Linked DNA regions of Homo sapiens: region 2 is linked to region 1. A link is a contact called in ENCODE Hi-C or POLR2A ChIA-PET data. All regions are on one chromosome and are shown on one strand. Each heading gives the region's core, a stretch centred on a gene start or an enhancer-like site at or near the end of the contact. The rest is flanking DNA. Distances are from core to core; before and after follow the strand shown. Region 1 holds the start of ESD (esterase D). Region 2 holds the start of FNDC3A (fibronectin type III domain containing 3A).

Region 1 (3,840 bases), core at 555-3,054:
TTATTTAGTATTTTAAAAACTGTGATAAAAACACATACATAATATTTACTATCTTAACCATTCCTAAGTGTGTATTTCAGTAGTGTTAAGTATCCATTAGTCATATGTAAAAACGCAGTTCGCCAGCTCACAATAATGAGCAGATGAGAACTGCCTCATCACCCCCTGGCTGCTGCAGGTGGAGACTACTAATCCCTTTCGCTGTTAGGCCAGTCGCTGAGAACCAGAAAGTCACTGAAATGGAAGACCATGTTAATTGTACAATTTTCTTCAAGTTTAATGCCATTAAAATTTCATAAAATTAAAACCATGCAGGATCACTGAAAAAATAGATGAATAAAACTCCATATAAACTTCAGTCACACTCTACCTGTGTGCAAACACAGTCTTTTTTTTCTTCTTTTTTTTTTTTTTGAGACAGGGTCAAACTCTGTGGCCCAGATTGGAGTGCAGTGGCCTGATCTCGGCTCACTGCAATCATCTCGGCCCCCGGGCTCAGGTGATCCTCCCGCCTCAGCCTCTGGAGTAGTTGGGACCACAGGTGGCACCACCATGCCCAGGTAATTTTTTGTAGAGGAGGTTTTGCCATGCTGCCTAGGCTGGGTCTCTTTTCCTTCATAAAAATTCACATGGCTTGCCTAGGTAAGGATTTCTATTAAACTCTGGGGAAAATTTTTTAAAAAAAATATAGCATCTATAAACGCCAAACACCTTCACATGGCTCTAAATATGGTCTATAATTTGGTCCCAGATTATTTTTCTGGTCTCACTCCCTATTTTGTTAGTTAAACTCAACTATGCATAATTCTAGGATGGCCTGGATGTTGCTATCGGGTGGCTTTACTCAATGCCACGGTACAATGGTTTCAGAGCAGGTTTTGGGGCCAGACCCTCCGGGTTCAAACCCTGACTTCACCACTTATTACTACATGACACTGGGCAAGCTAATCTATGCCTCATTTGCCCATCTGCAAAATGGGTATACAGTAATATATATCAATTTGATAGGGTTGCTCTGGGAATTAAATGAGTTAATTCACGTAGTGCTTAAAATGCTGCTTCTACCACACACACAAACATGAGCTATTATTTTTCCTGCAACCTGAATGCCCTCTCCTTCCAGGTGCGCTCAATCCCATTTCCCTAATGACCCCATCAGAAATGACTTCCAGTCCCCCACAGCGCTCTGAGAGCATTTTACGACCCGAACAGATTTTGTCAAACTCCAAAGACACGTGCTCCCCTCGGCACCATCAGGTGAGTGCTCCTGACCGCGCCATTGGCTCGTGCCCCGACGCGGACGCTGCCTAGAGCAGCAGGTCCACACTCCCCCGAACCAGGCGCCGGCGGCCGCTAGTAACGCGTTGAGGCCAGCTCCCTCCTTAAAATGCGTACACATCTACTTCACATTTTCGCGCGGTGGCTGCGGGTCTAGGAAAGTCTTTCTGAACAGGAAAAAGCTGTACAAATGTAGCGGGCAGTAGGTAAACGGGCGCTCGCCCCGGGTTACACTAGGTTGGAGGCTCAGAGAAGGAAAAGGGATTAGAGGCGAGGCTCCGGGTCACGGGAAAAGGTCCTTGGCCTCCTGTCATGGATGGTGGCGCCCAAGGCCCAGGGTCGCCGTCTCTGCGCTCGTGCCTGCGGATACCTGCACCGCAGGACTCGGCGTCCGCCCCGATCACGCCTAGCCGTGCCGCAGCCGCAGGAAGGCTGACAACGTCCAGGCCTCTACCCGAACCCAGTCTTACCTACGGTGGCGGAGTGACCAGAAGAAGCGGGCCGAAGTAAAAGGCGGGGCTCAAGATGGCCGCCGGGGCCTCGCCTCAGCCCCGCCCATATGATGCCCCGCCCCTCCGGTCCCACTCACTCTCGCTTTTAACTCCGAGAACCCGCTCTTCTCCAGTTCAGTCTCCATGGCCCCGCCGCCTTTGCACATTGCACTTCCCGGCAGCCTCCGCGTGGGCGCCCCCTCCAACTCCTGCCTTCGCCCGCGTTTCTGCTCTGTGTGGTTACTAGGACCAACGAGGAGGGCGTTAGGTTAGTCCCTGTCACCTTGTCGGGGATCAGTCTGCTGTGCGTGCTCAGACTCTTCCCAGAGCCAGCAGCAAGAACCCGAGGCATTAATAAACTTGAGATGTAGCTTCGCTTAACTCGTGCAGAGGGTTTCCGTGTCACTTATGTAGAAACTAGGGCCTAATTTCAACTCCCTCAACTCCTCTGTCCCAAGACTATCCACGTCACCTACTTGGTAGCTTGAGTTAAACAAGAAACCTTTGAAATCTCCAGTGGCCGACACGCAGTGGGAACTCCATCAGTTTTCTGTTTTCTCCCTTCTTCCCTCAATAAAAATTAAGTTGAACTGACTAAGATTTGCTAGTTGATAATTTACAGCAAATCTTTCCTTTTGGTCTCTCTGATTTAAGCAAACTGTTGAGTGTACTTTGCCTCTTGAGAAATTAAATCTGATTACAACAGAGCTAAGTATTTTTCAGCAACGGTTAGACTGACATTGTAAATACACAATCTGATAGTTGGGGCTGGCCTCATGGGCCTGCAACCTGTGCTATTACCCGGCCCCCAGAACAGAAGGACGCTACATTTTCTCTCAGTAAGTGTTGAACCAGGGCCCCACGTTTGTGTCTGGAATTGGGCCCTGCAAATTGTGTAGCTATGGGAGCTGACTTAAGTATGGATGAGCTGCCACACAAGAGATTACCTGCCAGAATCTATTGTGTGGCTCAGGCCCATTTTGCCATAGTGATCTTTGGACTAAATTAACCTGTGGACTGAACCTGTGGATCAATTGGAACTTAGACTGAAAATAATGTTTCATCAAAATAATGTTTTTATTTTGAGAAAGCATTGAAGTAAATTGTTTTAAACTTTCTTTTTACTATCTTTAAGTATAAATCATTGAAAAGGGGATTTTCTTCAGTTTCAAAACTGAAACAGAATAAATACCTAAATTGCAAGTTCTTTATAACTGATGTTTGAACAAAGAGAAATAATTGATTAAATGATATATTTGCCTAATAAGTGGACTGCTGTGAGGTGCAGACTAGCCAAAGAACTGTAAGTGTGAAGTTCTTTACTAAAGGGTTCTTGTGTGAATACAATGTGAGAATAAGCAGAACTAAAATTTCTTTTACCCAGCATAAATAAAATGTTAATAGATCCACAAAAGTCGATTGCTTAAAAATATTAAGAATATATATAATTATCATTATTATTTGGACATGGAAGCAAAGAAGGCTGAAATCAGAAATTAAGGTTGACATTTTAAAAAATGGCACTACCAATAAAAATGGATGAATATTAAGTACACAAAGAAATAGTCCAAAAATTATGTGTAAATGTGTGGCTGAGAGGATATAGGACTCTTGGTTTGAACTAAAATGAGTAGGAATATAATCTTAAGGAGGCAATAAAGGGATGCAATAAAAATGAGAAAAAGTCAAATATACTTGAAGCCTGTAAGAAAAGAGATTGTTTTAGTCAGTTCCAGCTTAACAGAAATTTATTCCTCACCATTCTAAAAGTCTGGGAAGTCCAAGATCAAGGTGCTGATGAAATCTGTTCCTGCTGAGAGCCCTTTTCCTCGTTTGCAGAGGAATACCTTCTTGCTGTAGTCTCACTTGGTGGGTGGGGTGAGGAGAGCTCTGGTTCCTTCATCTTATTGTAAGGGCACTAGTCCCATTCACATGGACTCCACCATCATGGTGTAATTATCTTCCAAAGTCTCCATCTCCAAATACCATCACGTTAAGGATTTAGGGTTCAATGTTTGAATTCTGGGGAACACAAACATTCAATCCATAGCAAAGATAGTTTTAGAGAGAC
Region 2 (4,176 bases), core at 1,005-3,504, 2.2 Mb after region 1:
AAGCCATTGGCGTGGGTGATGCTGCTTAGGCCAAGAGATTACAATGAAAACAGAAAAGAATCTAAAACTGAATTTTAAGGTACTGTTATATTTAATAGTTAGGGAGACCAGCAGGAATATGCAAAGGAATCAGAGAAGCAGTGCCTAGGAAACTAAGGAGGAAAACCAAGAAAATGCAGTGTCAAAGGAAGAAGAAATGTTTAAGAAAGAATAGTGGTCAAAGTGTTGAGTATTGTTGAGAGGCCAAGAAAGATGAGGATTGAAAATGGCTCCCATTTTATTGATAAAAAAAAAGTGAAGCATTGAGAAGAGAACTTGTTCAAAGCCAACATAATTTCTTGACCCTCTCTCTGTTCCCAGAGAACTCATACTGGTGCACATGCTAGGGTCATTTATGTGTGGGTTTTCTTCTCTCCAAAGGCCATAAATTCCTTGGTCTTCACTTTACTTCACCTTACTGCATTGCATATTATTGACTACAATCTCTAGGTCTTCAATAACATTCTTAAATTATGTGTTAATCTCCTTCAAAAACAGCTGATCTTCTTTACTCTGCCTTTACATGTAGGCATGTCCCAAACATATTTTTTTAAATATAGTTTTTAAAAGTGCCATGTCTTGGCCTCTCCCTGGACAAAGGAATCAGAATCTTGAGGGGGTAGATTGCAGGATTCTGTATTTTCAAAAAGCTCCTGAGTAGGAAGCAGAGTAGGAAAGTATTAGCTTAGCGGTAAGTTTGGAAACCACTATCTTAGTCTCAGACCAAGCATAGTTGGGCAGTAAGATGGGGAAGCCACCCCATTCGCCCACACTCTGATAAAATCCTCATACTTTGAAACAATATACAGTTATACTTCAATTATTCCAAGATCAACTTGCCAGCTGTCTCGAAGAGGGCCAAATCCAAAAGTTAAGAAAAGGAAACATCTCTCACAGGGAAAGAACTTCTGATAGTGAAGAGCAATGAAAATATCTCAAGATACCACTGCCCTATTTACAACCAGAAGAAAAGAAACCTCTCATTAGCTGGCTGTGGACATAAACATCCCATCAATCTTCACCTGGAGCCGCAGAGAAAACCAGCCGAGAAAGGAGAGAAGAATGAAAAATAAACAGTAAAGCAGAAAGAATAAGAGGAAGGATCAGAGTGGATAGAGGCAGATGAGGAGATGAAAAGCAGTGAAGGATTTTAGAAGAGGTGATGAGAACATTCCAAAGAGGGAAAAAAAGAGAGCACCAAAGTAGGGATTCTATACACCGCAGCAATCCTCTGGGACTTAAACGTATGGCCAAGATATCGGTTTGAGAGTCAGTTATCAACAAAGGATTTAATTAGCCATTGTATTCTTTAAGAATATAGAGAATAATCACATTTTAAAGAGATTTCTGTAAAACAGTTTTAAAAATACAGCTATTTTAAAAGATCGCACAATTAATACACTGAAATAAAGCCCAGACATGCAACTTGTTACATCCATCACCATTTTTGAAAGGACAGTTCCTGAGGCTGGACTCACCGGCCCAAGTACTACCCCCTCCCCAGGTCTCCGGCGGCAACTGTAAGTCAAAAGCCCTCAGGCATTATTGCAGCGTCCCACATTGTTTGAGGTTCCAGGAAGTCGCTGCTACGCTCACTTGTAAGTCTTCGTGCTGTTGTAAAAATTGAGGTCGTGGTTTTCCACGCGATTTGGCTGGCGAAGAGACCACGAAGCCACCCCCCACGTTTTCAACTGAGTAAATATCTAAATATTTTTGCTTGCTATCCAGATCCTGGGTTCGAAGTCTTTGGGATTAGAAACTTCCAAGCCCATTTCAGAGGCTTCCTAGTCCTTGGGAGGAGTGTCTTTTAAAGCACCTGCCAGCCTTAAGTTCGCGTGCTTTCGGAAAGGGGCCGACAGGGTGCGTCTCAGGGGAGCCTTTTGAAATGTGGATTGAGAATTGTGTGAGTGTCTCTAGGAACCTCCATTAACTCCACTTTTCCTGAGTGTAGCTCCGAGCCTGGCCACAGCGGATGCTACCACAAGCCAGGCGCAGCCGGGCCTCGGGAGAAAGCCGGAAGCCCGAGAGGGTGTGGGCGCTCCGGGAGCCAAACGCGGCCGCTCAGCCGCCACGCGCCGGTGGCCCCGCGGGGACTCGCGTTCCGGTGAGAGAGCCCCGGCGCGGCGGGCTCGAGGCGGGGGTTCGGGGTCCCGGCCGCGGGCTCCGTCGGCGGGGCCCGCGCAGCCGCACTCGGCGCGCCGACTTCGGGCTCCTCCTCCCGGCTCCGTAGTAAGCATGGCGGCGGCGGCGTTCGTGGTCCCTCGGGTGAAACAGAAAGCGGGAGCTACGCGGAGAGGGAGCGAAGAGCGGGGCTGAGGCGGCGGCGTCACTGCCAGGAAACAACCCCAACAGTCAGCGCGCCGGCGGCCGCGGCGGCCCTGAGAGCTGACTCTGCAGCTGAGGTAGAGAGACAACGATCAGGAACCCTAAGAAGAGGCGCCAGAGGAGCCGCCTTCTGCCTCAGAACGGCGTGACTCGGAGGTGAGAGCGCGGGCACTCCCTCCGCGAAAGGCGGGGGACACCGAGCCGTCCCAACCCCGTCCCGCCCCGGAGGAGGCGCCGCGGAAACCGTTAGGCTGGGACTGAGGGCCGGGGCACTCTCCAGGGCTCGGCCCCGTCGAGGGGCGCGGACCACCCCCTTCTGTGGGCGCGCTGTGGGCAGAGGTGCAGAGGGGCAGTGGGGCCGGGGACAGGACCGGTCTACTAGTCGGGCACCTGCCGGGGCCGAGCCTAGCCAGGACACGCTTGCGGGGGCGCGGCCGGGGGCGCCATCCAGCCCAAGAGGAGGCGGCATCTAGCCCGAGGGAGGTGGCGCTGGTGCGCGGGCGGCCCTTCTCTCTGTCCCCCGCCTCCTCCCCGCGGCGAGCCGCGTAGCTCCGGAGGGCTCGGGGGCGGGGGCGGGGGCGGGGGCTGGGGCGGAATCCTCCTGAGAGGATCGCCCAGCACCCGCGGCGCCTTCGGCTTTGGCCGCCCGGCAGCCGCCGAACTTGAACGCTTTTCTGAAGAGAGTTTTCCCCGCTCATCTTGGGGTTAAAACCTCGAAAACCCGCCCTCTGTTTGATCCTGCGTGGCTGCTTCCAGTACCTGGCAGTTCCTCTCCCCGGGCGAGTTAACCACCTGTTCAGTCGGGAGGTGGACTCGAGGCTGCAGTCCTCGCCCGGTTTTAACAACCTGGATCTTCGAACTTTTGACACGGCTTTGGAAACGACGTCATGTGTTAGGTAAAGGAAAATGAACAGATAATTTCGCTGTCAGATTGCGAGCAGAAGAGGGACTGTTTTAATGGATGTGGTCGTTAATTGTTCTTTTATTCAACTGTTAGCGTTACAAGCCTTGGGATATTTTAGAGGGTGGAATGCGATGATTTGCTGGGGGTGCTAGAGATTGTGAATTCGAGATTTTCTTTTGTGAGATTTTACGTAAGTTCCTTTGGACACCTTTGTGTCTGACCATCTATTAAATAAGAGTCGCAGGCTGATGAGATTTTTTTTTTCTTTTTGCGGTATAATCATTATGTGTTCACTATGGGTTTTTAAAACCGAACAACGTAATTATTTTGCTTCTTACTGTGGTCTGTGTTTTTTAGTTCTTGAAACCAAAGTGTGTATGCTTCTGTATTGTAGGAATGAAATAACAGTTGAACTCTTACTATAATATTTTATCACCATGCTGTTACCAGCTCCAGTACTAAACATACGCCACTCAGGAGTTTGAGCCATATGTTAGGCAGAAACGAATTGAGTTTTGTGGTTCTGATCTTATGTTTGGATAAATATTTAGTTTTTGCGTATTTACTAACTCTTGTCATCTTGTGTCACCCACAAATGTTCAAGTGAGTTGAATCCCCTGTCTTTTGGATATTTTCTTGGTTGAATTAATTTTTCTTAAGTAATGAGATGAAGTACTCACTGAGACAGATGGTGGCCCAACAGAAAACAGTGATGAAGGATTTTTACCACATCTTTTATGAAATATAACCTGAAATGTTGCTTTTAGCTTTGTAGCCTACTAATCTTGCTTTCTAATCACACCAGTTAGTGGGAAGAAGGGATGATGACAGGAGAAACATCTTGTTAAAATTTTAATATTAAATCTTATATTTAAATTTTTTAGCACTACTACATTAAATTTTACTAT

The links. A loop is a pair of places that touch in the nucleus more often than their neighbours do. ChIA-PET counts read pairs that join two places held with the same protein, here RNA polymerase II (POLR2A). Pooled maps may share reads with other maps.
Region 2: a loop to region 1 is called in a map of ascending aorta, with 20 times the contacts of the local background. The contact joins the promoter of FNDC3A here to the promoter of ESD in region 1. A Hi-C loop is called at or near these places in 7 of 168 maps with a recorded cell type or tissue (CD4-positive, alpha-beta T cell, CD4-positive, alpha-beta memory T cell, CD8-positive, alpha-beta T cell and 4 more), 3 of 37 single-sample maps with no recorded cell type and 14 of 50 pooled maps. POLR2A ChIA-PET finds 5 or more read pairs at or near these places in 1 of 52 experiments (HepG2).

Annotation. Positions count from the first base shown.
Region 1 is chr13:46,795,357-46,799,196 of GRCh38, forward strand. ESD (esterase D) reads right to left here and starts at 1,805. Exons shown (of 10, transcript NM_001984.2): 1 at 1,749-1,805. RefSeq lists enhancers at 940-1,541, 1,673-1,722 and a silencer at 1,313-1,362.
Region 2 is chr13:48,973,658-48,977,833 of GRCh38, forward strand. FNDC3A (fibronectin type III domain containing 3A) reads left to right here and starts at 2,255. Exons shown (of 26, transcript NM_001079673.2): 1 at 2,255-2,520. RefSeq lists enhancers at 1,460-1,519, 1,790-2,409, 2,220-2,519, 2,410-3,029, 3,190-3,289 and silencers at 1,970-2,239, 2,570-3,049.